2 separate regions of the Homo sapiens genome follow, and region 2 is linked to region 1. The links are chromatin loops, found by intact Hi-C in ENCODE. Cell type or tissue: endothelial cell of umbilical vein. All regions are shown on one strand. Links, peaks and the distances in the headings refer to the core of each region. The heading gives the core; the rest is flanking DNA.

The links. A loop is a pair of places that touch in the nucleus more often than their neighbours do. Peaks named below come from ENCODE experiments on the same cell type or tissue, not always from the same donor. Only the 100,000 strongest peaks of a DNase experiment are listed, where the experiment ranks them.
Region 2: it touches region 1 in a loop (9-fold over the local background); 10 of 110 quality-filtered maps call a loop at or near these places.

The regions. Positions count from the first base shown.
Region 1 is chr1:243,334,111-243,350,748 of GRCh38, forward strand. It overlaps SDCCAG8 (SHH signaling and ciliogenesis regulator SDCCAG8), which reads left to right. Exons shown (of 18, transcript NM_006642.5): 11 at 6,929-7,063; 12 at 10,105-10,221. It overlaps MIR4677 (microRNA 4677), which reads left to right and starts at 12,066; the gene lies at 12,066-12,145. In endothelial cell of umbilical vein, for the core only: a CTCF peak has its summit at 10,032 (motif pointing right); DNase peaks (open chromatin) are centred at 7,141, 10,031 and 11,361.
Region 2 is chr1:243,466,177-243,482,814 of GRCh38, forward strand. All of the region lies in intron 16 of SDCCAG8 (SHH signaling and ciliogenesis regulator SDCCAG8), which reads left to right. Among named protein-coding and RNA genes, the nearest start is that of MIR4677, 130 kb to the left of the region's middle. RefSeq lists silencers at 9,637-9,810, 9,831-10,125 and an enhancer at 15,977-16,592. In endothelial cell of umbilical vein, for the core only: no CTCF peak of the experiment used is centred there; DNase peaks (open chromatin) are centred at 6,405 and 7,445; H3K4me3 peaks cover 462 bases; H3K27ac peaks cover 1,381 bases.

The sequences.
Region 1 (16,638 bases), core at 5,332-13,331:
CATCACCAGGCTCTAAGACTTAAGCCCCTGAGCATTTACATTGCCTTGTCTCTCTATCCTACTGCTACCATATCTCATCCTTGGATGGTTCCTATAGCCCCTGTGGTGTCCTTGCCTCCAGTCTCACCTCCTTCCTATCTGTTCTCCAAACTGCAGCTGGGATGATCTTTCTCAATATGTCAGTCTCTTGCTTTAAAACTCCTTTCACGTCTCCCTGCAACCTTGAATAAAATTTAGGATCCTTTATCATAGCATGAAGACTCTACAATATTGTTCCTCTCTTTGGCTCTCCGGTCTTATGTTCCTTCATTTTTCTTCTTTGCACCCTCACCACACTGACCTACTTGTGCTTCCCCAAGCATGTACATATGCCTCTCTTCCATACTGTTTTTTCCAGTGCAGGATATTGCATGTGCTTTGCCCTCTGCCTAGAGGAGTCTTCCTCTGCCCTCTTTAACTGATTCTTCAGAGTTGTTTGTTTGTTTGTTTGTTTGTATTTGAGACAGGGTCTCACTCTGTCACCCAGGCTGGAGCTCAGTGGGGTGTTCACAGCTCACTTAGCCTCGACCACTTGAGCTCAGGTAATCCTCCCACCTCAGCTTCCCAGGTAGCTGGGACTAGAGAGGTGTGCCACCATGCCTGGCTAATTGTGTTTTTTATAGAGACAGGTTTTTGCCATGTTGCCCAGGCTGATCGCGAACTCCTGGGGTCAAGCAATGTACCCTCCTTGGCCACTCAACGTGCTAGGATTACAGGCGTGAGCCACTGCGCGTGGCCCAGAACTTTTCTTGGTACCACCTCGTCTCCGCGCCTCCCATAGCTGAATTGGGACCGTCTCCTGTGGGCTCCCATAGCTCACTTCATTACAAATTCATGTCGAATAGCTTGCCTCCCCTAGTTCAGTGAGTCCCTTGCATGTAACATCCTCAATGCCTGGCACATTCCTCTCATGTAAAATGTGCTCAGTATATATTAGATGAATGAAGGAATGAATTACAAGGAAAAGAAAAAAGTCCCTATGCCATTGGGAAGTTATGGCTAAAATGCTGAGAGTTCAGAGGATCAGAACTGATTGTCTGCAAGAGATCATGGAAGGCTTTGGGGAAAAAATGGCATTTTCGTTGAGCTTCCAAGAATAGATGGGGTTTAGAAACGCAGAGTATGGGGGAAGGAACGCCACCTGTAACCAATATGAATAAGACATGGAAGGGAGATGAAGTTGCGAATTGAGTGTTGTGTGAGAGAGAATGGTATCAATAGCAAACACCAGCTATTGTTCACGCCTAGGAAATTTGTATTTTTTGGTTGTTTGCTGGAAACCATTTGCCTTGCTGAGTAGTTCTACTGTGTAGAAGTATGTTGATGAGAATTCCTGATAAGAAAGGAAAAACGAAGGCTGAAGTGTGCCTGGCAGTATTCCAGGTGCCTTCATATGTAACAGAACCTCTCTTTTACTGACAGTTGTTTCATGAATAAAGGTGGTGACAGAAATGCAGCACATTTTTTATGTATCATTTATTTATTTATTTATTTTTAACTTTTAGATTCAAGGGAGTACATGTGCAGGTTTTTTACTTGTGTATATCGCATGATGCTGAGGTTTGGTTTACAAATTATCTTGTCACCCCCTACATAAGCATAGTACCCAATAGTTAGTTTTTCAACCCCTACCCCACTCCCTCCCTCTCCTCTCTAGTCATCCCCAGTTTCTGTTGTTGCTATCTTTATATCCGTGAGTACCTAATACTTAGCTCCCACTTGTGAGTGAGAACATGCAGTATTGGATTTTCTGTTCCTGCGTTAATTCACTTAGGACTACGGCCTCCACTTGCGTCCATGTTCCTGCCAAAGACCTGATTCCATTCTTTTTTATGGCTGCATAGTATTCAGTGGTGTATATGTACCACATTTTCTTTATCCAGTCCATTCTTGATGGGCACCTAGGTTGATTCCATGTCTTTGCTATTGTGAATGGTGCTACAATGAACATGTAAGTACATGTGTCTTTTTGGTAAGACAATTTGTTTTCTGTTGAATATATATCCAGTAATGGGATTTCTGGTAGAATGGTAGGTTCTAAGTTATTTGAGAAATTTCCAAACTGCTTTCCACTGTGGCTGAACTAATGTACATTCCACCAACAGAGCAGAAGTGTCCTTTTCTCTGCATGGTCTGTTGTTTTTTGAGTTTTGAATAACAGCCATTCTGACTGGTGTGAAATGGGATCTCATTGTGGTTTTGATTTGCATTTCTATGATGATTAGTGTTTTAGTCTGTTCTCGCACTGCTATAAAGAAATACCTGAAACTGGGTGATTTATAAAGAAAAGAGCTTTAATTGGCTCATGGTTCTGCAGGCTGAACGGGAAGAATGGCTGGGGAGGCCTCAGGAAACTTTCAGTCATGGTGGAAGGGAAGCAGGCATGTCTTCTGTGGTTGGAGCAGGAGGAAGAGAGAGCAGGGGGAAGCGCTACACACTTTTAAACAGCCAGATCTTGTAAGAACTCGCTATCATGAGAACAGCCAGGGGGAAACTGCCCCGACGATCCAATCACCTCCCACCAGGCCCCCCTCCAACATCGGGGATTACAGTGTGATGTGAGAGTTGGGCGGGGGCAGAAGTCCAAACCATATCATTCATGAGTGATCTTGAGCACTTTTTCATGTTTGTTGGCCATTTGTATGTATTCTTTTGAGAAGTGTCTGTTCATGTCTTTTGTTCATTTTTTAATGGGGTTGTTTTCTGCTTGTTCAATTGTTTACTTTCTTTATAGATTCTGGATATTAGGCCTTTGTCTGATACATAATTTGTGGGTACTTTCTCCCATTCTGTAGGTTGTCTGTTTACTCTGTTGATAGTTTCTTTTGCTGTGCAGAAGCTCTTTGGTGTAATTAGGTCCCACTTGTCAATTGGTGGGTTTTGTTGCAATTGCTTTTGAGAACTTAGTCATAAATTCTTTCCCAAGGCCCATGTAGGAAACACCCGGAATGGTGTTTCCTAGGTTTTCAGCTAGGATTTTTATAGTTTGATATCTTACATTTAAATCTTCAATTCATCTAGGGTCAATTTTTGTATATGGTAAAGGGTAAAAGCCCAGTTTCATTCTTCTGCATATGGCTAGCCAGCTATCCTAGCACCATTTATTGAATAGGGAATCCTTTCCCCATTGCACATTTTTGTCAAGTTTGTCAAAGATCAGATGGCTGTATGTGTGTGGCTTTATTTCTGGATCTCTATTCGATACAATACATATCTGAGCTAGAGTCATTGAAGTTGATTTTGTCCCTAGTAAGCCCTGGCTGACATTTGATCTCAAGATCCTGCTCTAAATAAAGATGTATGAATAAAGAGCTCACAGTGGTCCTAGCACTGAGGTCCCAGCTCTCACCAGGAAATGGCAGAAAGTGGTTTTGGAGTAAAAGGATTTAGAGTTGAATCCAGCTTGACCTTTCTGTGACCTTGAACAATTCACTTAACCTCTCTAAGTTTCAGAGGAGTAAATAAAGTTAATAATACATCAAGAATTGATAGGATTAAGTGAGATAATGTTTAGAAAATATCTAATATAATGTCTGACTTACCGTGGGCATTTAATAAATTTTAGCTTGTGGCTGTTGTTTTAGAGAAAGAGAGACGGAGCCTTCTTGGATAGATTTCTTGGCCCTTCATGTTAGTAAAAGCAGACAGACTTTTATATAAAGCCCAGCTTTACCTTTTACTTATTAGTTTGAATGAACTTGGGCAAGTTACTTAGTTTTCTGAATCTCATTTTTTCAAATGAAAATTAATTCCATATAATTCCTTCTCTAGGGGATTTAATTATTATTAGAGACAGGGTCTCACTGTGTCACATAGGCTGGAGTGCAGTGGTGTGATCATAGCTCATCGTATCCTCAAACTACTTGGCTCAAGCAATCCCCCTGCCTCAGCCTCCTAAGTAGCTAGGACTACAGGCGTGTGCCACCTTGCCTGGCTAACTAAAAAAAAAAATTGTAGAATTGGGGTCTCATTATGTTGCCCAGGCTGGTCTTGAACTCCTGGCAGTCCTCCTGCCTCAGCCTCCAAAAGCAGTAGGATTCCAAGCATGAGCCACAGTGCCCGGCCTTTCTAAGGGGATTTAAAGAGAGAATGCATATCACACTGCCTGGCCCAAGAACATAATGACTGACCAGTTAATCATAACATTGTAAGTGCTAGGCAGTTAAAGTTAGTGCTAGAACAAGAATCTCTGCTTTCCTAACTGTAGGAATACTTGTGAAACGTATAGATTTTCTTTCTTTCTATGTTTTTTTTATTCCTCCCTTACTTTTCTTTTTTTTTTTTTTAAATTCCATTTGTGTGGGAAGCTGTCGGAGAACAGATGCCTTCTACCTAGACAGGTTTGAATCATTCCCCATCAACAGTTCTTGCTGTGAGTTTGTGTGTTATCTTCAATAATGGTCCTTGGTGTTGCACTGAGCACTCAGCTTTGTTACTTCATTCAGTCATTGATCATTTATTTATTGAGCACCCCCTGAGGTCCACACGTTTTCTCAATTGCTTTCCTTGACAGTATCCATTGTTAAAATCCTTAATTCTTGTATCTCTTGCATAGGGAGTACAGCTTCATACCAGGTTCAATACACTAGGGACTGCTCTGCAGAAATTTCTATCAGCCTCTCCCAACCTGGGTGTCCTTGTCTCTTCCTTGCCCCTGTCAAAGTTTAAAGGACTCACCTGATGTCAACGTCCTGGACATCCAGCAGTGTTGCAGCTGTGTCTGTGTTACTTCTGGCTCTGCAACAGATGTGGATGGAGAAGCTCCTGCCGTGTAATGTTGACTTCCAGATGGTGGGTGGGGAGGAAAAGAAGGTGTGACAACAGGAGGGGAGACCTCAGAAAGTGGGGTGGGCGGCAGGAGGGAGCAGACAGCTAGTGGGCAGAGGACCTCAGAAAGTGGGGTGGGCGGCAGGAGGGAGCAGACAGCTAGTGGGCAGAGGACCTCAGAAAGTGGGGTGGGCGGCAGGAGGGAGCAGACAGCTAGTGGGCAGAGGAAGGGAATGATGGGTGGCAGAGGGAGGAATCCTAAGGAAGGGGAGAGATTTGTGACATGCCTTAGAAGAGAAATGGACTAGAATTTATAATTAGCAAAATAAATGTCGGTATATTTACTTCAAAAACCATACAATGTTGTTTACCATCAGTTATGTATGTCCACATAAATAAGTAAAATATGATTTTTAGTAGCTGGTAATTAAAGTTTGTTCCTGTCATATGGTTCCAGAAAAGCTATAATTACACATTCATAATATATATGCTCATGAACTCGAAATTTTAAATTGAAATGAAATTGATATTTTTGATGTTATATTTAACTTCTTTTCAACCTTAGTTTTATATTGTAATGTGCCCAAGAATATTTTTTAGTTTGTTATTAGTAAAGCTAATTGTATGTGAAAATTAGATTTGTAGACAATCCTTTGATGATAGGGATGTGTAAAAAACCATAAGTCAAATATGAAATTCTCCACTACCTTCAGAAAGTTAATTAATATATCTGCCTAAATTATTTTCATAGGGTCAACTTTAACTAGTTCTGTAGTTCGAAGGCAGACACCTATCTTCGTTTTATTGATGTCAGGTTCTTAATTTACTAAAACTTTGGTTCAATGTTGATTTTTATCATAGAATTTTAGTAATTGATTTAAGTTATAAAACTGAATTCACACCCATGTCAGCATACAATGGTAAGTTTCAAGCATCATTATTTAAAATGTGTCACCAGTTCTTGTTTTAACAGATAAAAATTGATAGGTATTCCTATATGTTCTGCTGCTTCTACATTTTAAAAACTGCCAGTACAGTATGACATTAAGAGCCTAGAAGAGTGACTTCCTGGAAAAGAACAAAACATAATTGGAAACCAGAAACTATAAAGGATAAATCTAAGATCTAGAAAGCATTTCTAATCTTGAGAAGAAAAACTGAGAACCTAATACCCATAGAGTCCATTGGAAAGCCATTTATTCTAAGTATTTACTCATTCATCAAATATTTGGTACCTCTTGAGGAACTTCTACTCTAATGAGGAAACAGACAACTAAAAACAGTGGGATGAGTACTGTGGTTGAGGTACACAGAGGTTGTGGTGTGATGGAGGTATATATACTGAGATTGTAGGAGCACATGCCATAGTGATATTCAAAATATTAATCTTTACAGTGTGGGAAACAGTGAGAGTGGACACAGGCTACAAACAACAGGCATGACTGTCTCAGTGCACACAAGCTGAATATCAACCCTGAACGTGGGAAGGGTCACCTATTTTGTGCTGGGAACTGGAGTCAAGGAAGACTTCCTAGAGGAGAGGAGATAATGGCTGAGCTGAAACCTACATGAGAAATGAGGGAGAACTAGATAATAGGGGGGCGGTTGGGGTTTTACCAACAAAGGGCACTGCACAGAGCCTCTTCTTTGTTGGTTTGCGGGAAGGGTAGTGGGAGCCATAGCAGACCAGTTGCTCTCTCTAAAGAACTTCCTCCTTAACTCTCCCCATCAGTCCTTTTATACCTTCCATGTGGAAGAAGGGTTTAAGAGTTGTATGCTTCTGTATCTCCTCTGAATTTATTTATGGCACTCTGTTTCATAACTTAATTGGGTGTTTGATAACTGTCACTTTAGGGTTTCAACCAAAACCTTGACTTTATCATCTTGTTATACATTTTTCAAAATGAGGTTAGAGATCAGGGGAATGAATAGGAGAGAAGTACATATTTCAGTTCACTGGGCATAGGTGAATAGAGGAAGGAGAAAAATGAACATACCCAATCCACAGAGAAATGGCTCACAGAGCCCAGTGACTATGCTGAGACGCTATTAATTCAAGAAAGTTTTAGTATTTGATTTGTCAAATGACATTATTGTTTAGGACTTTTATTTTCCCTTACAGATGTTGATCTTGTCTCAGAATATTGCCCAACTGGAGGCCCAGGTGGAAAAGGTTACAAAGGAAAAGATTTCAGCTATTAATCAACTGGAGGAAATTCAAAGCCAGCTGGCTTCTCGGGAAATGGATGTCACAAAGGTACAGAAAGAGATTTTAGTGTAATCGTTACTTAAGGAAATATTTCCTTTGAAAAATGTTTTCCTAATGTACAAAACTCTTACTGTTATCAGGAGGAAGTTTGGAGTAGAAAAGTTTTGTGATTTCAAGAATAATAAAAGGCCACCTAATGGTTACTCAGCAAACATTCAGTTACTACATGCAGCCCCTCAGTGGGTATTGCATGTGCAAGGATGAATTAGACACCAGTCATGGCCTTGAAGAGCTTAAGGGTTAAGTGGCAGAGACAGACTTACAAATAAATAAGAGTTATATTACTTTAATTATTGAATATTTGATAAACCTCATTTTTCTAAATTAATTAAGAGTGCTTTGTTTTTGCCGTAGATAGCATAAGGTTGGTGTTTACAATAATTGCCAAAGACATATATTGACAACTTAAAAGGTGTGCTTGACATAAAAAATCTTCCACTTCCTTTTCCTTTTCAGACTTGGTCATTAAAATAAAGATTCTAATACTACATGATCTTATTGGTGCTTAAATTTATACTTTAAAATACTACATTGTCTGTGCTATGGGCATCACTGGTTCGTGAATCAAGAACTAAAATGTTTAATGGTCTTTACTGGCAATGATTAAGATACATATTGTAAGAAATACTAGAAGTCCATCTAGATTTCAATAGTTAATTGCTTTAAAACTAAGAAACTAATAAAATCAATTTATTTTTTACCACTAAAAACACAGATAATTTGCTTAAAATACTCTTTGCATATTACCTTTTATTCTTCAATGGATTTTCCTAAATTTTGACATATTTGTAATGCCATTGTTGCTCTATAATTCAGTAATTAAAATTAATTTTAACATGTATTAGGAAAGGGAGCCATTTTACCCTTTTTCTTGAGTTTCTATAATTCTCCATTTGCTTTTAAAAATTCCTATTAGCTAATGTAGAAGTTTAAGAAGCTCAAATTTTTGTGTGGAGATAGGGTGGAAGTGAAGGAATTAGTTCAGAAGGATGGGAATACTTAACCTAGATTTATAGGTGAAAGCTATGATAAGACAGTTTTCAGTTGATAATAGAGAGGCAGCTTTCTGTTGAAATCAGTACAGCAGAGAGAGAGTTCTCTGTCTCAAGAACTAGCTGAAAGGACATATACATCAGAAGAGCGATTAGACTAAATCGCCTTGAAGTTGCTTCCAACGTGGAGATAACATAGTTCTGGTTCAATTTAATGTGTTAATTTATTTGAAATAGAATTTGAGTGCTGTGGATAAACATAGCAAATGCTGAACTGAAAGTAGTAAAGCAGGGAACTGTAGGAGTGAAATGAAGGGATAAAATAATTTTAAATAAGACCTGCTGCTTAAACAGTTTTTACATAACCAGCTTGTATTGGTGTTGGGTTTTAAACATCATGGTTGTATAATTATTATCTTCTGATGTTATCAGTTCGGGGTTTTATTCCATTTTATTCATAGACATAAATATTAATAGTGAACAATTGAGAAAGAAAATAAAGTATGGCTCCTCATTTTTTTCCTGTCACTCTGAATTTGTAATTTTTATTTAGGTTTAAAATTAATAGTTTTTATAAATTTATAATTTTTGAAATCGGAGGAATAAACTCTCTCACATTGAAGGCATTTGAACTTCCAATAGAATTTTTAATAACTTCATTATTGTTCTAGCTTTCTGAGGGCTACTAGGGAGAAGCCTGTTGACTTTTTCTTCTGTCTTGTCACTATAGCTTTTAAACATAGATTAATTTATTTTTAAAATTACTTTTAAGGTTCTGTTTTGTTTGTTTGGAGACAGGATCTTGTTGTATTGTGCAGGCTGGAGTGCAGTAGCTATTCACAGACACTACCACAGTACACTGCAGTCCTGAGCTCCTGGGCTGAAGCCATCCTTCTGCCTCAGCCTCCAGAGGAACTGGGACTACAGGCATGCGCTACCATACCCAGCTTAAATGCATATAGGTTTTATACCTTAGTCTATTCTAATACCTCAGTAATGATGAAACTGATTTCTAAAGTTTCCAAAATCATTATTTTTGGAGAAATACCAAATACTTGAAAAGTTCCAAGAAAGCATAACGGTGAGATAATATATTAAGAGCCATATATTTGTAAATTAGAAGCCAACTTAGCTGACTTGTACATTAATTGAACTTTCTATAGGTTCTCAGTTCTCTCAAAAGGCCCATAATTTGCTTGTTTAGATTTATCTGCTAATTACACTTTTCAAATATATTTCCATTTCTGTAGCAGTCCTAGATTCGAAAAAATAAATAAAACAAAGTTCTTAGTGTTAAGTATAGAGGATGATACACAACACTTTTAAGATACTATGTGTGTTCATTATTGGTGCCGTATTACAATTATTTCATTTAAATGCATATTTTCCTTTTATATTGAATGTTACAGTCATAAGTGCATAGTGTGCTTAGTTCCAGTCTATGGCTTTTGCCAGAAAATCTTCCTTAACTTGAATACCTCATATTGTGTATGATAAGATGACATCTGCAAACCTTGCAGTCAATACTGGATATTACAGACCTAGATATCAATAGTATATCTATCAGCAGACAAAAATTCCTTTATACATTTCCTTTTAAAGAGCATAACTGATGAAGTCTTTAAAAGAAAACTTTGTAATATAGAGTGAATATTTAACTGTATCAATGTGAATGAATAATAACATAGCTTAACATTTTAACTACTAACTTTACCTATTTAAAGGTTAGATGATAGTGCATTTTGGTTGATAATATGCAATTGAAACTGTTATATAAAATAATCTTGGGCACATTACTTAAATTCCTTAGTTATGCATTTATTTATCTGTAATTTCAAGTTGTTAGAATCAATAATCCCTGGTGTTGCTTCTGAATCTTAACAAGCTACGTTGAATAGTCTAATAGAAAATGGCATTCTTAGAAAAGTTTTGTTGTATTTTATCTATATGACCTCTAGGGGGCACCAAAAGATCTAATTGCAGGCATTGCCTGGTAGATTCCAGCAGGTAATCATCCAGTTTTTTACAATCTAACAGGTGTGTGGAGAAATGCGCTATCAGCTGAATAAAACCAACATGGAGAAGGATGAGGCAGAAAAGGAGCACAGAGAGTTCAGAGCAAAAACTAACAGGGATCTTGAAATTAAAGATCAGGTAAGAGAGGACACAGCATAATTGCAGCAATTATAGATATGAGTAACATTCTTTCTCAAGTTGATGTTGTTTTATTCCTAATTTATTTATTTGTATTGTTTCTAACTAATGGGATGATCCAGTTTACACTGTTAGGAAAATTTCTTTTATAGTTGCCTAAAATTATCACCTTTCACATGAATGGTGAGAATACAACAGCATGCATATAAAATTCCAATCTGACAGGTCATAAATATACATTTGGATATGTGTATCTATTACTTACAAAAGTAAAAAGAAATGTTCTAATGCACAGTTTGAACCTAAAATATACATACATAAAGTTCTTGAAAGATGCCAACTTGAATCCAATTTTAAATGAAAAAGTTTAAAATTCGTAAGATGAGATGAGTTGATATGTAAATATGTCAATCAAATTGATTGTTGGCAGAGTGAAACCAGTTTTAACTAAGATAACCATGAATACGTTTGTTCATGAAGCCTAAATACAGTGACATTAGAAATGTTAGTGGATAAAAGCTGCGTACTTTAATTTCAGTTTGAACAGATGTTTTATGTTATATCTTTATTGAGATGAAGTAGATAACTCCAATTTTAGTTGACAACATGGATAAAGTTTTTAGAGAGGCAGTTCTAATAGGCTGACTTTTGATTTTCTATTTTTATGTTACAGTACAGGACCTTGAAGGTTTTCATTCTTTGTATTCAATGAAAGCAGGTTGTTTATTCAATTAAAATAGTAAGACTGGGTTCTTAGTGTCAATATTTTAAAATAATTGTTTTAGAATTTAGAAGTAGGTCGCTCCAAATAAGTTTTTTTTCAAATATGTTTCTAGTTCGAGGTTTTTCATCATATTTTCCAACATATTTTCTCTTTTGAGCCAATGAAGTCTTTACAACAAATGATGCAAAGACAATTGGGAAAAGTATTGAAAATGAAAGTGATAATGAAGACTAGAACAAAAAGCTTTTCAAGTCATAACTGAAATCCTTAGTACTAAATTAAAATCCTGGCAACCAAAGTAAAATTCTGCTTTTGTACCACTATATTTGGTGTTGTAATGGGTTTTACATTTTCAGAAGACTTTTAATTATTAACATGTACAAATAATGAAACATTTTATTGCATCCAGTTGGGGGCGTGCCTGATAGTGGAATGGAAAATGCTTTCTGTCAGGGACTGAAGGCCTAGGTCTACTAAGTTTATCACAGATAACTTTTCTTTCCTGATATATTGTAATTTTTTAAAAAGGAATCAATATATTGGCATACTTTTGGCCTTTCGTATTATTCTACAGCATTCTGACAGCATAATATTTTGGACTAACTGCAAAAATACATCAGGAAAGAGTCTCAGTTATTTAAAATTCCATTATAATTTTCTAGAGGAAAAAAGATCAGGGACAATAGGAGTATAATATCACTTGTAAAGGAATAACTTGTTTAGAAGCATTTGCAATATTAGAAGTATTTGCAGTATTAAATCTCATTTTAATTAATCCGTGATGGTATGGAGGCTAAAGTTGCAGGATTTACAAGGAGCAGTTTTCATTTGTAAACGTTTTCTGATAATAGTGAAACAATAGTAGTTTTCATAATGACGTTTAGTGGTATGTTTTTAGATAGAGATGTGCCTTTTTAGGAGGTCACAGCTTTAGGAATAAAACCTCTGAACAGTTACAAGATGTTTGTGATGTGTTGTGAAGTGATGTGCTTGTTACCATTTTTTTTTCCCAGACGGAATGTGAGGAAATCTTATAGGTACTCTTTTTAACTGTTTTGTATTGAACAGACAGTTTCAGAAAAGAAGTCGTGGTGTCTCATTCCATGGATGATTTGGAGTAGCAAAGCAGCAATTGTTCTTTGGTCTTTCAGCCATGACCTGACCTTCTGTCTGTGAGACCAAAGAACTACTTTGCTTGGCCACCATCTGCACTCAAGAGAGAAATTTACATTTAACTTTTAAAAGCGGGGCATGTTGAGCATTTATCTGAAATACCTACAATAATATAAAGTAGATTAAATGTTTAAGTGTTGTGTATCTTACAATTCAGCATCACAAGCAGGCTATCTGTAGGTTTGCAAACAAGGTGTTCTTCATAATATAGTCATTTTATTCATATTTTAGTTCATCTGACCACTTGATACATTTTTAAAGTGGGTGGGAAACTGTGAGATTGGAATGTGTGAGAACAACAGCTTTTTTGATGTATACAAAATAGGGCAAATGGTTAACCACCAAAATAATTTTCCTTGTGACCTGAGCCTTGGCTCTGGCATAATTAGAAGGAAAGGTTAGGAGAGTAACAATGGCAGTCGCTTCCACCCACTTTCTTCTTTTCTTCTTTATATTGTGTCAGGAACCGATGGGCGGATTATCCTTCCCATCAACTCCTTTGTATCTCTTCAGCTTAGAGAATTCCTGTCAGCCTCAGAGGATGCTTCTTGCACCAGAAAAAGAGGCATTTGGTATGGAGGAGAATGTGAAATATGCTCTTTGATTTTTATGAGAAATTTTTTTAGGCAATGGTTATACACACACACACACTCGATCAGGGGAATTTAAAAACATGTATGAGGGTATAGGGAATATTGTAATGAGTCCTCACATTTCCATCACCTACACTCATCATTTTGCCCGTCCTCTTCCTCAGTCCTATTCCATCACTCATCATTTTGCCAGTCCCCTTCCTCAATCCTATTCCATCACTCATCATTTTGCCAGTCCTCCTCCTCAATCCTATTCCATCTATCTCACTTTTTTCTCTCTACTTCTGTCCTCATCGTCACCTTCATCTTCTTTGTCATGTTTTTTCTGCTCCACCTTCTCATCTTCATCTTCTTCTGTCTTCTTCCTCTACCTCTTTTTCTTCTTTTGCAGAAGTATTTTAAATGGATCTCAGACCTTATGTTATTTTACTCATAAATACCCATGTGGATCTATGAAGGATATTTTTACATACTATGTCATTATCATACCTAACAATGTTAACAATACTTCTTTAATATCAAATAACACCCAGCCTATATTCACATTTCTTTGTCTCAAAAATGTTGATTTTACAGTTGGTTTATTCAAATTAGGAGAACAAGTATGTTTTTGTATGTCCAATTTTCTGGTGTTACCCTTTTTAATAGGAAATAAACAGAACTCTTAGTAAAATTTCATCTTTCTTTGTTGTTGTCTGTTAAATTTTGTACATAATGTTTTGATTATGCTTTATTTTTATAAAATGCCTCATTGTCATTCTAAAGAGGTATAAATTAATCCTACAGCAAAGTATGTGAAGGAAATGGCTACCACGCAGCATTCCTGATAATCATATCCCAAAAGGAGCTTCCTCGCATCCGAAACCCCAAATTCAGCATTAATTTCACAGCCTTGTATTTAAGATTTGGACATGTTGCAGGAGGCCCTAACATGACAAGGATGAGCTGACCTGAAATGAGTGATGCAGAAATAGAGTTTTTTTGTCAACTTCCCTTTTGGTAAATTAATCTGAGAAGACGATTCTTTATAGCCGCTAACCTTTGATTAGGGCCCAGTGCAAAGTGAAAATACAGGACCCTTTTGTTCAGAAAGCAGGAAAGAAGTGATATTAAAAAGAACTAAAATATAAAACATTTTCCTTTCTTCTTCAGTCTCTCTCTCCTTGCCCCTCCTCCCTCACCAACCCAGGCTGGACATGCATTTTTTTTTTTTTTCTTTTTTTTTTTTTTTTAGGACGGAGTCTCCCTCTGTCGCCCAGGCTGGAGTGCAGTGGCGCGATCTCGGCTCACTGCAAGCTCCGCCTCCCGGGTTCATGCCATTCTCCCGCCTCAGCCTCCCGAGTAGCTGGGACCACAGGCGCCCACGACCACGCCCGGCTAATTTTTTTTTTTTTTTTTTTTTGTATTTTTAGTAGAGACGGGGTTTCGCCGTGTTAGCCAGGATGGTCTCGATCTCCTGACCTCTTGATCCGCCGGCCTCGGCCTCCCAAAGTGCTGGGATTACAGGCATGAGCCACCGCGCCCGGCCTGGGGCGGGAATTCTTACCTCCCTGTCCAGCTCTAAGATGGCAGGGATGGGCACACTTGACTCAATCCTCTCTAAACACACATTCAGGATTCTGCCAGGGGCAAAAGACACAGGAGAACACACACCTCCCCCAGTGACATACGCACCTCCCCCAGTGCCCTGGTCCCACCCTAGGTGGAGGGACCCACCCCAGCAGCAGGGCAGGGCGGGATAGAGGAAGCTGGAGAGGAGTATATTTCTGAGAACTGCGTAGGGCTGCAGTGAGGCAGTGGAAAGATGAGACCACATACAGGAGTTCAGTCTCCATTGTTCCATCAGAGTACACCTACAAAACACAATTCTAGCCGGGCGTGGTGGCTCACGCCTGTAATCCCAGCGCTTTGGGAGGCCGAGGTGGCGGATCACCTGAGGTCGGGAGTTTGAGACCAGCCTGACCAATATGGAGAAACCCCGTCTCTACTAAAAATACAAAAAAAAAAAAAAAAAATTAGCCGGACATGATGGCACATGCCTGTAATCCCAGCTACTCAGGAGGGTGAGGCAGGAGAATTGCTTGAACCCAGGAGGCGGACGTTGTGGTGAGCCGAGATCACGCCACTGCACTCCAGCCTGGGCAACAAGAGCGAAACCCTGTCTTGGATAAAAACAAAACAAACAAAACAAAAAAAAAAAAACACAATTCTAAGATACAATTGCTAATAATTTCAAGACATTGACCACAGAGTATTAAACTGCAAGTGTAAGGACCCTTCTGAACAGCACATGTGTGACTGCACTGATCACGTGCCCAAGAAACTGCCATAACCAGGGGGATGGGCAAATGGAGATTTTGCATACTAATATATGTGTATATATCCCCACTCACATATACAGACACATATGCATATTCAATATGCTAATGTGCCCAGTATTCATAAAAAAGTGTTAGCCAACTACAGCTCATAGGTCAAGTCTGGCCTGCTGTCTATGTTACAAATAAAGTTTTATTAGAACTCAGCCATACCTACTCATATATGTATCACCTATTGCTACTTCCTGCAACAACAGCAGAGTTGAGGAGTTGTGGTAGAGACCATATAGCCCACAAAGCCTAAAATATTTACTGTCTGACCCTTTACAGAAAAAGTTGCCAATCCCTACCTTGAGTATAGAAATACAACTGTATTTTTTAAGTTTCCTCTGACTTACTAGGATGCTGAGCTTTGAGTTTGAAGACCCATGTATCTTAAATAATAACAATGGTTTTAGAGTATTTTGCAGTATAACAAATGTGCCACATCTTTAGTCTCTTAAAAATCTAATGGCATTACTCAGCGAGTGTATCACTGATAATCATGGCATTTTCTTATTAGTGGCACATGACTTACTAGTGGCTTGGATGGGAGTGTAAATACCGTATGATTTTATATTTACAATTTTGTTTTTAGGTTGGTTCCAATTTTATTTTTCAGAGATAAGAAGGCTGATATAGAAAGCGTCTTTCTTTTTTTTTTTTTACCGGCATTGTATAAATTATAATTTTGGAGTTGTGGCTACTACTGAGTAGAAAACATCAAGTTTGAAATGACTTTAATGGAGCAATCAAAGCAAATATTCAGGGTGGGGTATCTCTGCAAAAGAAATAGATCCAAAAATTTTGGCTGGAAAAATGAGGGCAAAAAAGGATTTGAGGGTTGCTCATATCTACAGCAGTGATTCAGCACTTGGACACTGACATTAAGGATGGAGTGTAAGGACACAGGAATTATCGCCTAAATTCAGTTGAATTAACTAGACTGTTGGAAGAAGTGCATCTATATTGTATGGCTTTGTGTAAGGAGAAGAAGGCCTGCCTGCAAGCCCTAAAAGTCAGTCCTTTTTTCTTTCTTTTTTTTTTTGAGACGGAGTCTCATACTGTCGCCCAGGCTGGAGTGCAGTGGTGCAATCTCGGTTCACTGCAACCTCTGCCTCCCAGGTTCTAGCAATTCTCCTGCCTCAGCCTCCCAAGTAGCTGGGACTATGGGAGCACGCCACCACCCCCAGCTATTTTGTTGTTGTTGTTGTTTTTTAGTAGGGACAGGGTTTTACCGTGTTGCCCAGGCTGGTCTTGAACTCCTGAGCTCAGGCAATCCACCTGCCTCGGCCTCCCAAAGTGCTGGGATTACAGACGTGAGCCACTGCGCCCGGCCTATGTCAGTCCTTTTTAAAGTTAGAGAAATATAAAAGCAATAAAGAAAAGTTGAAGAATTGTACCTTTTACTTAGAGAAGACTTCAACATTGCTTCACATCTTCAAGGATTTGACAAATTATTTCAAGGAAAAAGTTAAACACCTGATTTGAGTCTTCAATATGGACAGAACAAGAACAAAGGGATTTAACTACAGCAACTACAAATCACAATAGCCTGAAACAAGAATTT
Region 2 (16,638 bases), core at 3,255-11,254, 130 kb after region 1:
GCCCTGATGAAGATGGTGAGAACTGGCATTTGATATATATCAATATTTGATTTATTTGATATATGTGATCTTCTAACAACCTTGTGATGTATATAGGAGAAGTATTGTTAAAATTAAATTTTACTTTGAAGGAATTCAGGCCTAGAGAGGCTAAATGTCACAGATTCCCATGGCTGGTAGGCTGGGCCTCATACCCTTTCCTACTTAATGCCTCTGAGATTCACTAGAGAGAAGAGTAGTTAACAGTGCAGGTTCTGAACTCAGACAGTTTAAGTTCAAATCCTGTCTCTACTATTTCTGTGCTATGCGATTTTAGGGCAAGCTACTTAACATGGGAGTAAACTTCTTCATCTGTAAAATTATGACAGTCGTGCTACCTGTGTCACAGTCTTCTCTCAAGGATTGAATGAGTTATTACACAGAAATGTTAAGAACAGTGCAGGGCACATAGTAAGTACTCAACAAACATTAGCTAGGTGAATTGTTTAAAGTGTCCAGCACAGGAAGCAGCCTGTAATAGGAAATGAGCCTGTATTATGCCTGGGAGGTGATGTTACACAGGTCCTATCGAGAGTAGACAAGCTGACTAAGGAAGGTGCTCAAGTCCAGCAGGGAAAGTTCATTCTGCCCGTACTGTTACCAAAGTTAGAATATGACAATACTTCTGTTTTTGCGGTACAACCCGGGACTATTGCAGCCTATTAAATTAATGAGAGGCAGATAATTGACAGTGTCTCCCACTGGGGAACCAGGTCTCACTCTGGGTGGAGCAGTTAATATGCAGGTCTCCACTCTGGAGGGATAGGAGTGCTGCTTCCTCATGCTGCATTCCAGAATCCTTTCTAGATGCCTTCAAGATTTATACCCTTAAAGTTGGAAACCTGGGGGGCACCTTGTGCCCAAACAGCGCTAAATTCCAGGTAACACATCTCCATTCACAACCTATTGTGCGTAGACCCTCCTGGACACTGCTATTGACCGTTGACTGATTATGTGATCAAAGATTGATGAATCTGGAAGCACTGGAGGGATAGCAAAGGCTTTCATTTTTTTGTTTGTCTTTTTAAATCCTGTTCCATGTTCCACTTTGAACTGGATTGAAGTCAGCAGTGAAATCAGGAGTGTGGAAGCTGTGGTACCAGAGGAGAGAACCAGTGAGAGAGACTTGGCTTATAGCAATCAGTCCAGCTCCAGTCAGATAAAGGAGACACCAGTGAGGGAGTGAACAGAATGGTAGAGAACAACCCAGCTGAGATTCCAGCATCCTTTTCTTCTATCATCAGATACAAGAGGAGAGTTCACAAGAGAAGCCCAGTGGCTTTATTCGGAGAGAGTTGTCTGGTTAAGCACATATGTGCACCGCAAATCCACATTTGAGATCCACCCGTTTACATTTCTTCATATCAGCATCTGATCAGGAACCTCCAAATGTTCTAGCATCCTTTGCAAATAATTTTGATTTGGAAGGCTTCTCTGGATAGTTCATTTTTACTGAAAGACTATTCTCTTGATAAGAAATTTCTGACAATTTTAGTTATGTTAAATCAGATTCCACATATATAATGACAGCTTTGTTGGTGTGTATTTGTGTGTGAAGCATTGAAACGCATGTCACGTCCTGCCATCTTATAAAGAACACTGCCTTAATTTTTAACTATGCTGTAGGGAGCACCCAGTGTTCATACACATGTATGAGTGTATGTCAACATACATAGGATGATTGAACCATGAACTCTGTAAAGTTTGGTAGCATACACAGAAATTTGGTAAGGACAAGGATTTTTGTGCTACAAAACTTCCTTATCAAATGCCCAGTAGCTCTACGTGAGTTCCACCCAAGGACCTTGTTGTATGGACAAAAGGGCACAGGATTTTCCAGCCGTTGCTGCAATAATAGGTTTAGAAGACAGACCTGGGATTGTGTTCCAGCTTTACCACTTACTACCCCTGTGAACTTAGGCAAGATATTGTAGCATCTCTTAGCCTCAGTTTCCCTGTCCATAAAATGAGGATCATAATATTATCAATAATACCTTCTTCAAAGGTTTTTTTTTTTTTTTGAGACGGAGTCAGCTGTGTCACCCAGGCTGAAGTGCAGTGGCATGATCTTGGCTCACTGCAACCTCCGCCTCCCGGGTTCAAGCAATTCTCTTGTCTCAGTGTCCCGAGTAGCTGGGACTACAGACGTCCACCATCATGCCTGGCTAATTTTTGTATTTTTAGTAGAGATGGGGTTTCACCATATTGGTCAGGCTGGTCTCGAACTCCTGACCTCAGGTGATCCACCCGCCTCAGCCTCCCAAAGTCCTGGGATTACAGGCATGAGCCACCGTACCTGGCCTGATGTTAAGATTTTAAAATGCGGCCAGGTGCAATGGCTCATACCTGTAAACTCGGTGCTTTGGGAGACCAAGGTGGGAGGATCACTTGAGCCCAGGAGTTTGAGGCTGCAGTGAGCTGTGATCATGCCAGTGCACTCCAGCCTGCATGACAGAGGAAGACCCTGTCTCTAAAAGAATTAATTAATAAAAATAAAATGGCTGACAAAGCATTTAGTACAGTAACTGCACATAGAAAGAGCTCAATACATATTGTTTATTGCTTTTGCTATTTTTATTATTGAATCACAATTACCTCATTCATTAGATAGAAGAAATACTTCCTACATAACAGAGCTGGGTTTCAGAGTTGACTGAGCTAACGTATGTGAAAAGTACTTCGTATATGCTCTGAAGCACCCTGTGAAAATAATAATGATTGTATGTTTATTTACTGAGGATCTACTAAGCACCAGTCACTTTATATACTCTCCAATTCTCATAACAATCTTGTGAGAGACATAGTATGATTTTATAGAGCAAATGAAAGGATAGGCTTACAAGGATTTGCTTAGGATCATGCTCAGATTTCGACCCAGATCTATTTTAAATTCAGATTTATCCTTCTACAAAGCCACATATCAATGATGATAACCTTGAGAATTGCTAATAATAGTTTCTTGACTTTATTAACGGTCGAATTGGACTCATATTATCTAGTTTAGGCTGATTTGTCATTTTTTTGAGTAGTATAGCATCCATGGCATGCTTTTTTTGTTAAAATGTATGATTTTGATGAAATGCACTTAATACATCCTCACTCACAAACTTGTATATGTAGCTACCTACAAAAGATATTTGTACCACTAAGCCCTTGGCTATGAAGGCAGTTCCAAATAAAAGAACATGTCAGCAGAGTCCTAGGCAATGGCAGTGTGGTTGAAATATACATGCTGTCCTCAAGGTGAATAATTTGAAGGGCATACTTTTTTGAGTGGATAAATTCTGATTTTTATTATAATTTTCAGTGCTTTTTCAGTCACTCCTCATGTTTTTACATTTCAGTTACATGAATTTTCATTCATATTGTGGATTACAAGTAAACTGAATTTACAATTTGATGCCCCTGCCTGCATACTAATGATAACTAGCTTATTGCTCACCAGCTCACAGTGATCTGCTCAGATTGGCATATTGGACCCTGGGCATATTCATGAGGTAATGTATCTGCCTGCGAGTGCATGTGTGCATCTGGAACCTAGCGTATTGTAAGGAGATAGGCATGGCCTTTTCAGTTTGGTCCCTTCCTAGCTACAGGGCTTTGCGAAAGTGTTGGTTTTTTTTTTTTTTTTTTTTTAGTCTTCTAAGCCTCAGTCTCCTCATCTATTAAACTGGAATAATAATACCTATCTCTCAGAGTTTCTTGGCAAGTAAAGGGGTACTTCAGATAACATGCCCCATACTCAAAATATGTAACTCCCCTTTCCACCCTTCTTTGTTACCAAAAAAAAAAAAGTATAGCAACAGTAGAATATTTGCTTTGTTTTTTCACTGGATCATAGTTCCACACACAAGAAAAACCATGTCTGGTTAACAACACAAGGTCTAAACAGATTTACAAGGAGATCAGATGCTTCGCCTTTCACCTGACTGAGATGAAGCCACCAACGAGGCTGTCCCATGTGTGCAGTGCCTTCTGCCCAGATGTGGCGCAAGTGCTCCAGCTGCCCCGACGGGGCTGGGGCCTCAGAATCCCCCTCACTCCGCCTTTTGGGTTTTTGCTCCTAAAGCATCCTGGCCGTCATCACTCACATGTGCTCACCAGGTTTCGTTTCTAGTTCAGAGGAAACCCATACTTTTCACCTGTGTCTTTTGATCCCTGGCCTGATGGAATATTTTTCTAATGCCCCCACTTTTCCCAACTGCTCTAAGTTACAAATGGCCAGATTTCAGTCATTAGGAGAGTAGAATTTTTTTTTCCTTTTCCTTTTTTTTTTTTTCTTTTTTTTGCAGCCTGTCTCACTGGGGGCTGGATTCCAAGGAAGCAGCCCGTGCACTCACAGGCCAGGGGAGCCAGGATTTCAACGGTGTCAACAATCTTTGCTCATCACACCAAAAAAGCCCTGTGTCGGTGCCGACTCATTAGCATACAGCCGTGCTGTGCTTGCTAACAAAGCAGGCTCTGGGTATCTGCTAGTTTCTCAGCTTGTCTGTCTTCCTTGACCGAAAAGAAGAGAAGAAATAGATTCAGGCAAGGGTGCTGTCCCCCTCCTGTGGCAAGACAGCATCACAAGGATTCCCAGAGAGAGCGAGCTTTGAAGTGATTTTAAAGTCACCATCCTTGGGAGAAAGGAGACTGTCCACCCTTTGTTTTTCTCATCTTCTTCTATAGCATCAACAAGCAAAAGAAAAATCGCTATGTTCTCTAGTTAAAAATGATCGAGCCCTGAATACTTCCTGGTCATCTCTTTCATAGTTGTTGTTGTTAGAGTGCATAAGAAGAAATATCTGTATAGGCAGAGGTACACAAGCATGCTCTCCCCTCAGTCTGTCTCTCGATCCCTCTTTTGTTGGGGGATGGAGGGAAGAAGAAACGTACAAGCAGATGTGCTGCTAGATCTACAGGCTTCTGCCAACCATATGGCATCTTAAGGAAAGATGGTTGGAGCGTCTGGATTAGCAGAGTCGGGATGGGAAGCCATGTGTCGTGTTGGTACAGGCAGTTGTTTGAGCTCTCTCTAAATGGCTTCAGGAGATTGTGTAATGGAACAAATGGTCCTGCGAGCCCAGGAACAGCCTTGCCGCTGCTGGAGAGGCAATTGGCCCTCGGGCGGGTACTGCTTCCCTTTTTTCCCCCAGTATTATGTATTCTTCATTTAATGTTCTTCGAACTCTGAGACTTGACTCGGAACTTTTCAACTTATTACGCTCGTGGGTTCTGTCTGCCTCTGTGTCTGCCTGAACTCTACTCTGTCCCTAATCTGGTAATTAATAATGCCCCAGTCCTCTTCTGTGTCCTCTCCCTCGGCCCTCCACGGGGGGTCCAGGCTCAGCAGGCCAGCTTTTCGTGCCTCTTGACAAAGGCCTTTTCGGAGGAGGCTGCCCTGCTATCAGGGGTTGGGGGGTGGAGGGAGGATGATGTATCCACCCATCAGAATTCCCAGAAGCCTCAGGAGATGGAAAATCTTTCATTTCTTAATGAGTTAACTGGGAGTTTTACGTCGTCCTAGGTGTTAAGCACATGAGAAATATGTAGCATCACTATTTTGGACCTCATGTGTGGCATTAAAAAAAATTATTCTAATTTCATACTAGTGAAAGCATTGGACTATTAGGTCACAGGTGCCATTTACTCAGCAATTTGAGACCTCAGGATTCTACTCTCTAATACATAATTTAAATACTGTATGAATATACTGTAAATTGGAGAACTGAAACACTGTGAGGCTGGCAACACATGGGCAGTATTTCAACTGTGGTCAGGTTCTCAGGCCATTCTTATTTTGGGAGGCTGGAGGCGGGAGAAGCAGTGAGACCTCACAACTAGAACAGATCTGGTGAGTTTCTTCTCATAGGAAGGCTCTTTGGACATTTCAGCTGCCTTTTAGGGCAAACAGATCTTGTTTTGTTGATGTTTCAGGGTCATGGCACATGCAGTGCAGTGTCTTTAGCTGCTGATATAGTTAGGTCTGCCTCCTCTCTGGGGTAGATAACAAAGCCTGAGGCTCCAGGTGTGTCATACATTGTGCTTAATGGAAGATAAAATGGCTAGTTGATTCAGTCAAAGAACCTGTCCATTTATCTGACTAAATCATCAAACCAGTTTGAATTAAGTCATCAGCTTGAGTCCCTGAGAGTAGCTGGTCAGTACCTGGTGGGCATTTTTGTTTGTTTGTCTGTTTCTAAGTCCAGGGCTGGAGAAAGAGGTCAGTACCTGGTCTGTGCTGCACACCATGGGGGCAGAGTGCCCTTCCTCCTTTCTCACAGGCAATGACCCCAAAAACGGAAGCAAGTAAGAAATGCAGCATCCAGGTTAAAAATGAATTCACTTATGGTCAGCTGTGTCCAGGCTGAAAATGAGTCACCTATGGTCAACTGTGGGAAATAGGAAGCTGTCATGCCTACTGCAGCTTCCCTCAAAGGTACTTCGAGCAATGAAAATACATTCTAATTTATTTGCTGTGGAACAATGCAAAGGCTTCCTCAAAAAAAGAAATGAAACCTGGAGAATGTGTGACTGAACTCCAGCAGGAGAACAGGACACAAGTCTAGAAATCTCAAGTGTCTTCAAACTGTTATTATTTTTATGGATTTGTGACTCCAGCAAACAACTTTTACTATCTTAAACAAGGTCATCTGAAAATCACTTGAAGATTGTTACCAAATTCCTTCATAAATATTTTCTACAAACATAAATGTCCACCAGAAATTTCAGATAAAGTACTATTTCTCCTGTGTCAATTCTTTGTATTTAAAATTTATCTCATATACCTAGGTTTTAAAACACGTTTTTAAATTTTCAGAACTCATTTCATGCTGAACATGTTAAGTGCTAGGATATTCTTACTTTGTCTTCCGAGTTTAGGATCTCTGCGGGGGTGTGGGGGGTGTGTCTGTAGAAAGCATAATTTTGATTGTTATCCACCAATTGGAAGAAATCCCTACTTTAATCTCTTTTACCTTCCAAGTGTACATGGTCCCAAATTTGTCAGTCTTAGAATTTCTTGAAACAATGCAATTAAACTGCAACATATTTCCTAACATTCTTAATTAAGACAGTGACTGAAAAATGTAGATTAACAGAAGTTACTGTTTTTATCAACATATTTTCTCTCTCTTTCCCGCCACCATCACATCCCCCTCCCCCTACCCCTTCTTGCTTTAAATGTCTGATGTCAGTTTCATCCACATGTACATTATGCACATGGCACTGAAGAAACAAAGTAAAAAATTCTCTTTTAATTCTGAGCTGCATGCCCAGCGCCACATGCACTGTCTGTTACATGTCGCTTCTTATGAGGTTCATGCTGGGAAGTTTCTTTTTAAAGGCGAAGTGTTTCTGAAGGAAAGAGTTCAGGTTGGGCAGATTGTGTTAGAAAAATCTCACTGTCTCCGAGTGGAATTAATATACTGATTATTCTGTGCAGGCTCAAACTGGCAGCGTGTGCAAAAGTTCAAGAGTGTCTGGGAATTGAAATATGGAGGAGAAAGCGGGAGAGTGAGCAGAGACAAAGAATTGGAAGTAGGGCTCAGAAGTGAAACTAAACGGTAACTTTGTAAAGAGAGGAAGGGAATTCAAGTCTGAACAACTGTCATGAAGCAGTACTTACTGAAAATATTTTTATGGAATCAGGAAGCTCCATTTTCCATGGCACTTTTTAGGAGGGGTCTTACAAATGAGTTTGGTTATTGGAGGAGAGTTGCCGGCGGGGGGGGGGGGGGGGGCCGGGGGAGTACTTCTTTGAGTTCTCAAGATCCTTGCCAGTTTCAATTAAGTCACATGAGAAGCTTAATCACTAACATAGAAATGTAAACGGGTTGCAGTATTTCTTTGGCCTATTAGCCAAGATTTTTTTTTTCCTGTTTATTAAAATTTGAGTCCTTCATGATCACTGACAAACAATGATTCATTGGTTTACAAATAAGGAATTAAAAGGTAAGAAAAGCAAATGCAATCACGCAGCACCTTTCCCATCGCGGGGAAATCAACCTTTTTACTCATTGCCTCTCAGGGGAAAGAACTTGGGACGTGAGCATGGAGTTAATGAAGCTTTCACCCATCTCCTCCTCTCAACCGTCATCCCGGTTTAATCCTCTCCTTCTGCCAAAGTCCAGAGGCCCTGCGAGCCCCCGTGGAGTCGCCTGAGCCAGATGCTCCGCACCCAGCCTCCCCAAGCCCCGGCCGGCTGCCCTCCAGGTGCGGGCTCCAGGCCCTCTCGCGCGGCTTCGGGACTCGGCCGAGCCCGGGCCTAGTATCCAGAGTCGAAGCAGCCGCCGGGAGGTCTGGGTGGGCAGGGAGGCCGAGAGGACGGTGCACCGCCCGGCAGCGCTGAGACCTGGCCGCCTAGGCCACCCTGCCCGGCGAGGGAGAGGGGTGTCTCCTGCCTGGAGCGCTCCGCGGTGGCCCGAGAGCAGGTGCTGGCGTGCGGGAGGCGCACGTGGAGCCCTGCGGTCTGTTCCACCTGCAGAGGCACAATTGCCCAGCGTGGGGTGGAAGGCAGGCTGGGAGCTCCCGGGACGCGGCGTGGCAGCGCAGGGCTCGGCTAGATGCGCTCCTCCTCGGACTGGTTGAGTAAGGGAGGAGGCTCGTCCTGAACGTGCACAGCCGCTCCTAACTCCGTCAACGGAATTTCACTCAACTCCGAGACTGAAGCATTTTATTGGCAGCATTTAGAATCGGGGAAAAATCTACCTTCTGTTTAGCAGTTGCTCTTTTCTGAAGCAGAAAATTATCTCTAGGGATGACTTAGTAATAGGGTACCCCATTGCCATGTGGGTCAGGGATTGGGGGAATGTCCGGATCCTGCCAATGCACCTCTGTAAAAGGTGGCATTCAGCCTGGGAGGAGAGGAGCTGGCAGGGCAGGCCGCCCCCAGACACGCACAGGCCCAAGCTCTGTCCTGCAGCCCCTCCCGGACACGCACAGGCCCTGAGCCCTGTCCTACAGCCCCTCTCCTGTTGTCATTTGCTATCAGGGCAGTTCTACCGCCGCCACTAAGCTTTGCTTCTCCCAACACAACCAAGAGACGGACATATAGCAGTGAATACTGTCTGGATGGTTTAGCATGTCTGGGGCGGGGGTCTTTCTATTGCCTGCAGGGGTTTCCGAGTCTACCCAGCAGGTGCTCACCAGGAGTGGGGGCTGTGACTGGGACCCATGGCCTGTGGTGTGAGGGGTGAGGGGCCACTGTGTACTGTAACCGGGAGCAGCCTGGAAGAAGGCCCCTGCTCCCCCTTCCCTCCGGCGCCTCTTACTCAGGAAATCTTAATGTGGGAAGGATGTGTATGGGGCTCCATAAGCAACACTGACCCAGTCCTGGGGAGAGACAAACCCCTCGTCCGCTCTCAGATCATCCTCAGAGATCCTCTGGGGCCTCTGAGTTGAATCCCAGGCTCTCCCCTGCTTTCGCGAGGACCCAAGGCTTATGCACACAGAGGGTTTCTGGTTGGAACACCTAAAAGTTGATTGATGACAGAGAGATGGTGCTAAACTGGCATATTGCAAAGCAATCTTGGTATTTGTTCTTTGTCACCTTCCTCAAGGCTCAAGGTGCTTTTTGGGCTAAAATGGGGCATTCTGTGAACGTGTGCTACTTTTGAAAAATAGAGGAAGGGGTGTTGGAAGCCTAGACTGGTTCTCTTGCCACTCCTCAAAAAGCAAAATTTTGCAGCCCAAATATTAAAAATTGACTCCGCGTATTCCTTCTCCCCCACAGTGGCACACAACTGGGCAGGCTCCATCTCGTCTGCTGCTGGAACCCACTAGAAACCAAATGAGCCCTCCAGCAGGCCTAATCACTCTGATCTGTCATGGACCTTCTAGCTGGAAGAGTTATGCCATCATATTATCCCAACACTCATCAGTGTGTGGAGGACCCCCTTTTACTGAATGATTTATTGCTCTTTGCAGAATTCCTTTGGCTGCAGATTTTATTTCTGAGTCACTCTGTTCAGCTCAATTGGTCGCCTTCAGTTACCGTGGCAACCAGCAGATGGGGTTCTTTGACAAGGGTCAGCGGGGAGGCTGCCTTGGTTTGGACAGAAGAGGAGCTAAATAAAAAGCTTTCAGCATTGACGGTTCCGTAGCGGACGGCCAGGAGTTGTTATCAAATTACTTGCATTAAAACCTAATTAAGATGTGTGCCAATAAGTGGGCTGTAGTGATTGAATCTGGTTACTTAGCTGCTGTGGGCCCAATCTTATGCCATCACACCTCTGTGGCTAGTTTGACTATCCCAAGAATGGTCAAATATGAAGGAAATTGAGGAAGACCTCACCACAGTGTGGAACGTGACATACTCTGGGACCACACCAGGAGGGTTTTAGTCTCTGGGAGCACCAGAAAGTCCCCATTCAAACAGAAACTTCCTGAAAACACAGCAGTGTGCCCCCCAAACCCAAGATGGCAACTGAACAGGACCTCCATGCGTCTGATAGTTCCATGTCTTCCGTTAAGACTATTGGTAATTCAGTTGCAAATAGCATTCAACAAAATAAAACTGGCTTGTAATCACTCTGGGTTAAAGAAGTCTAAATAGAGACATGCCAACTAAGTATGAAGGATCTTTTCTGGAGTGGGAAGAAAGGAACATTATTGGGCCAGTCAACAAGATTAGAATCCAATTCAGTAGGTTAGATGAAGCTATTAGATCAATATGAAATTGACTGTAGTTGGTAATATACTGTGGTTCTGTAAGAGAATGCCTTTATCCTTAGGAAATACACACTGTAGCATATAAGATAAAAGGGCAATGGTGCATGCAGCTTACTGTCAACTGGTTCTGTACACACACACACACACACACACACACACACACACAGAGAGAAAGGCAGGAGAGCGTAATCAATCAGATGGGGCAAAATTATTACAGTAGGTGAATTTGAATAAAGGGTATGTTGGTATTCTCTGTAATATTCTTGCAACTTTTTATAAGTTTGACATTATTTCCAAATAAACCCATTTTTAAGGACGGCTTTAGGGTGAGGTAGGGTACAGTGTGCGTGGCAGTGTGGGTTTTCCTGCTGGTGCTTCTGTATGGCCTTGAGCCACATGCAGCATAGATACTACTCTGCAAAGATTCTGATTTTCAACAATTTCCATTCCTCTGTCCCATTTCCTTTGCACAGTGGGGCTATCCTCACCATTAGTCTGTTCTTGCTTGAGACAAAGCTGATTAAGGTAACTCTTACTTCAGGCAGATGGTCTTCTAGGTTCTTCAAAGTCTAAGATTCATAACGTGTCAACTCCTGTTTCATGGTGTCAGGATCCTTTATTCATGCCCAGTCTTCCAAAGGTATTACAAACTCAGCCTTGGTTCGATAGCACTTGTATTTTAAGAAGGTTACAAGGTAGTGATTCAACAGATCTAATTGCCCTAAGATGAAGCTGTGCCTCCTTTTTGGTAGAAGCACTGTTTGAAGAAGTTGGTCTTTGAAGAGCCTCGGTGATATTGTCAGAGGCTTTAGGTTCCTGTCAGAGGCAGCTGTGCTGGAGCTTGAAGAGCTGAAAGTGTCCCCTTGGCCATGGGCCCATTCACTGGGGGCCAGTGTGGCACTGTGGGCTTCCCAACATGGTCTTCCAAGCTTCTGGCCTCTTTTGCATCCTTTGTGCCAACACCAGTCTGTGGATGAGATCAATGTGGCTCAGAGTGTGGTTTCCAGAGTACGGTCCTCAAACTGTTACTGGTCTGGGATGAGGCAAGAACTGAAATTGAGTCAGAAATTTTCAAAACAATCAAACACTGCTTCCTCCTTTTTATTGTACTCCACAAAACCATTAGTCTACAATAGATTGGAAATTTTAAAAGAATTAAAATCAAGTCTGGTTCTCCTCACTGAGCTCATTGGGGAATCCCTGGCCTAGGGATTTCCCTCTTCTCCCGCCCCCAGGCCTCGGAAAATGAACTGGTGTCAGCTGCTGCCCAGAAGGTTACCCAGCGTGTTCTCTCTCTCAGGGTCCTTCCCTTAAATTCTCAAGTTTGACATGGAATAGAAGAATGTCGGGCGTTTCAAAAAAGGATTTTGAGATGCTGCAAAGCTCACTGGATTTAGAGTCAAGAGATGTGGGCTCTAGCGCCAGATTTACTACAGACAGGCTGCCTGACCTTGGGCAAGTCACTTATACTTTCTTGGCTTCACCATAATGGGCTGAACTGAATGTTCTCTAAGGTGCCTCTCAGCCCTAACATAATATGATTCTTTTCATGAGAAGAGCAGGACTTGATCCCCCCATCACTTGGGGGCATCCCCAAGGAGCCCCCTGTTCTTCCTCTGCAGGCAGCCAAGGCTAATTAGGAATCTGAGAGAATGAGCCAGGAAAGGGGCAGTACAGGACATACATTCTCTTCATTGAAGGTGGTACCCCCTCCCCACTGCACGATCCTCAGGAAGAATTCCTTTATTGAAACCATTATTGAATAGGGTAGATTTAGGCACGGGAAATGTAAACAGCAAACCAGCCACTAAAAGTGCGTTAATGTCACGCCTGTAATCCCAGCACTTTGGGAAGCTGAGGTGGGCGGATCATGAGATCAAGAGATCGAGACCATCCTGGCCAACGTGGTTAAACCCCAACTCCACTGAAAATAAAAAAAATTAGCTGAGCGTGGTGGTGTGTGCCTGTAGTCCCAGCTACTCGGGAGGCTGAGGCAGGAGAATCATTTGAACCCGGGAGGCGGAGGTTGCAGTGGGCCGAGGTTGTGCCACTGCACTCCAGCCTGGCCACAGAGTGAGACTCTGTCTCAAAAAAAAAAAAAAAAAAAAAGAAAGTGCCTTAATGTTCTGAGCAAGGATAATGGGCTAGAGCGTGTTCCGGAAGCCTCAGCACACTGCTTGTTCTCACTGATAGGACCTCGTTCACGAGATGGAATTATGTAAAATGCCGCAGCAATGGTTAAGTGTTGGAACAAAGTAATACAGCTTTACATTAACATGGTTTATTCACTAGAATTAATGACCTAGAGCAGTAATTGCATTTTCAAAACTTCAGCTTGCTGACTAGGTGTATTGCTATGTAAATAGCTAGCGATATTTGAAGATAGGAACACAGTAAAATCTGTAAAGTAATAGGATTGTAGAAATATGGAGCTGGAGGAGAATGTAGTCATCTTCTAGCCCCGAGGCTGGCAAACTTTAAAAGGTCAGGTAATAAATATTGTAGGCTCCATGGCCATATGTTCTCTGTCGCAGCTACTCGGCCGTTATGGTGCAAAAGCAGCCATAGACAAAACGTGAATGAATGGGCATGGCTGGGTTTCAATGAAAGTTTATTTAGGGGCGCTGCAAGTTGAATTTCATGCAGTGTTCACATATTATACTCCTTTTGATTTTTAAAAATCATTTTAAAATGTAAAAATCACTCTCAATTGGCAGATCATACAGAAACAGGCAGTGGCCTGTAGTCTGAAGTTTGCCGACCTCACTTCTAGTTTTCTCCTCTCATTTCACATGTGAGGAAACTGAGATTCAAAGTGATCACAGGATTTACTTAAGTTCTCATGACTGACGCCAGAGTATTTTAGGAGCAGACTAGGAGAGTTTTCATGTAGACAGTTGGTTGTTTTGATGATGAAAATTGAAGCCACACAAAAATTATTCTCCAGAAGAACTCATTTCGTATGTGTGATTAATACTGTGAATTAGAATGTACCAGTGGTTCTCATGCTTAAGAATTCATCAGAGTCATCCAGGGGCCTTATTAAAACACATGCTGCTGGGCCCCACCCTCAGAGTTGATGGTTCAGGTCTGGAGATCTTATTTTCTCCATTTTACAAATGGAGAACCTGAGGTTGAGAGAGATACTCAGTCTCAGGCTTAAGGTAAAATAGCTAGCTTGTGATGTCCCCCATTTCCAAGTTCAGCACTCATAGGATTAGGATTAGAGCTATAAGTAATCATCAAGCAGAGAGGCAGGGCTGCAGTTTTGTTTAGAGAGATCCTTCTAGTCTAGCTGTTGCGGGGAGTATGGATTCCAGGGGGCCGTGTGGAAGCACACAACTCTATGAGAAGGCTGTGCAGGAACCTGGATGTGAAGTGCTGGCAGCTGGACTTCAAGAGTGAAGGTCATGGAATGGATGGGTGGATGGATGAGTGGGATGGATGGATGGGTGGGATGGATGGATGGATAGGTGGGATGGATGGGTGGGTGGGATGGATGGATGGGTGGATGGATGGATGGATAGGTGGGATGGATGGGTGGGTGGGATGGGTGGATGGGTGGATGGGTGGGATGGATGAATGGGGGATGGATGGATGGATGGATGGATGGATGGATGGGTGGGATGGATGGATGGATAGGTGGGATGGGTGGGATGGATGGATGGATGGGTGGATGGATGGATGGATAGGTGGGATGGATGGGTGGGTGGGATGGATGGGTGGATGGGTGGGATGGATGGATGGATGGGTGGTATGGATGGATGGGTGTGATGGATGGATGGATGGGTGGGATGGATGGATGGATGGGTGGGATGGATGGATGGGTGGGATGGATGGATGGATGGATGGGTGGGATGGATGAATGGGGGATGGATGGATGGGGGATGGATGGATGGATGGGTGGGATGGATGGATGGGTGGGATGGATGGATGGATGGATGGGTGGGATGGATGGATGGATGGATGGATGGGTGGGGTGGATGGATGGGTGGATGGATGGATGGGTGGGATGGATGGATGGGTGGGTGGGATGGGATGGGATGGGAGAGGTTCAGAAGGCCTAGAGGGCTCATCTGTGGAACCAGGAGACTGAGCTGTGGGGATGGTGACTAGGGGTGGTCCCACCCACTGAGAGGGTCACAGAGAGAGGAGCATTAGAAGGTGACTCCAGTGTGTCAGGTGGTGAGTTTGAGGTGGGCTTGGAAATGCAAGAGAGAGGCCCGAGGCTGAGATCAAGTGCTCAGGATCCTTGGCCTCTCCACTTGGAGTCATGAGTGTAGATTTTAAAAATCATGCAGGCGGAACATTTCCAGTCAGGAGAGCACTGAGCCCAGCCCTGGGTCACACCAGCATTTGAAGGTCTGATGGAGGAGGAAGAGGGACCAAAGGGGAGTGAGAGACCTGTACAGAGTCTAAGAAGGAGAGTGATGAGTCGCACTGTGGGCCTTGCTCTGTGGCCTTGGTGGCTTAGGTAATCCTGGCTCTGCCTTACCTTGTGTGCGCTTGGGCAAATGATCGCTTCTCTGCACCTTGCTTCTCTCATGCATAAAATGCAGATGATAAAGTAACGTGTAGTATTGTTATGAGGATTAAATTAGGGAATGTAAAATGCTTACAATGTTGGGCATTTAGTAAATGCTCAGTAAACATTAGAGGAGGCCACTGGGAGGAGTAGAAAAGTGAGTGCATATTTTACAGTTCATGTATTTGCACCTTTGAAATCCATATGTTGTTTGAAAAATGTTCTTCATTTCCATGAGGAAGACGCCGCTCCCAGGGAAATAGTGAGTCTAAGCACTTTGAGAACACTTATCTAAGAGGAAGGACAATCTTAGCTGTAGTCAGAGTGACCACAGGGAGGAGGCTCTGGTCTGAAAACATTTCAGAACAAAGGATTTTACCACTACCACCAAAACCAAACCCAAAACAAAACCCCAAAACAACAACTAAAACCTTCCACTGTAGTCCGTAGGTAGCTCCCAGGGGGAATTGTCCAGTGAAGCAAAAAACTCTCATTGAAAAACATACACGCATAAGGATATAGGCCCCCTCTGGGGAAGGAAGGGGCTGGCCTGGAGAAGAAATCCATTGGTAGTGGCCCTGTGGAGCTGGTGCTAGGTTCACAAGTGTTCATTTGGTTATTATACCTCATGACTTATGTATACATTGCATATATTTTGTATGTATCACATACAACATAAAAAAATTTAAATCTATGTATTCACTTGCTTTCACAGTATTCATAGCAAATGAGTGTCTGAAGCATAGGACCAGAGCTGGCAGCTTGCACCGCTTCTGTTTTGCATAAGATATTTTCCCCAGCCCACTCAGCTCTATAAAGTTGTTTTGTATTTCACCACTTGCTCCATCTTATCTTGAAGCCTTGCATATTTTTTTAAATGCTGGTTCTGATCATGCTTGCAGGGTGTGGCTCAGAGGATCGCTGTTGGACCAATGGAGATCTGCCTGGGCCCAGCACTCTTATGAGTCCCCTGTGATTTCATCAGCATCTGCCTTTAGAAACCCGGGCGTGTTTGTTCCCATGGTAACTGCTGCCCCTGACACGCCTGAAATTCCTGGGATGCCCTTGCGTGGAAGGGGAGCCCGTGCTGCCCATTCTACCCCTGCATGGGGCAGCTGCTTTTCTCCCTCAGGGTCCCCAGTCCTACCCAGGCAGGGGTGGCAGTTGTTCATCTGCAGATCCTGAAGGACATGGACCCTGTGCCTGAGATTAGGACGGCCGCACCAGCCTGGGTGCAGGCTCCCTCAAGTGTCCTTCCTCATGGACCCGCGGACCCTACGCTGTGCTGTGAGGGCCGGGGAGCACAGGGGCTTCCTGGGAGGAGGACTGGCTTCCTGCCCCTGATGGGGCCTGGCCACAGCTCCCAGGGCTCCATGACAGCACAGTGAAGATAGCAACCACATCCTGGGGGCCCTGGATGC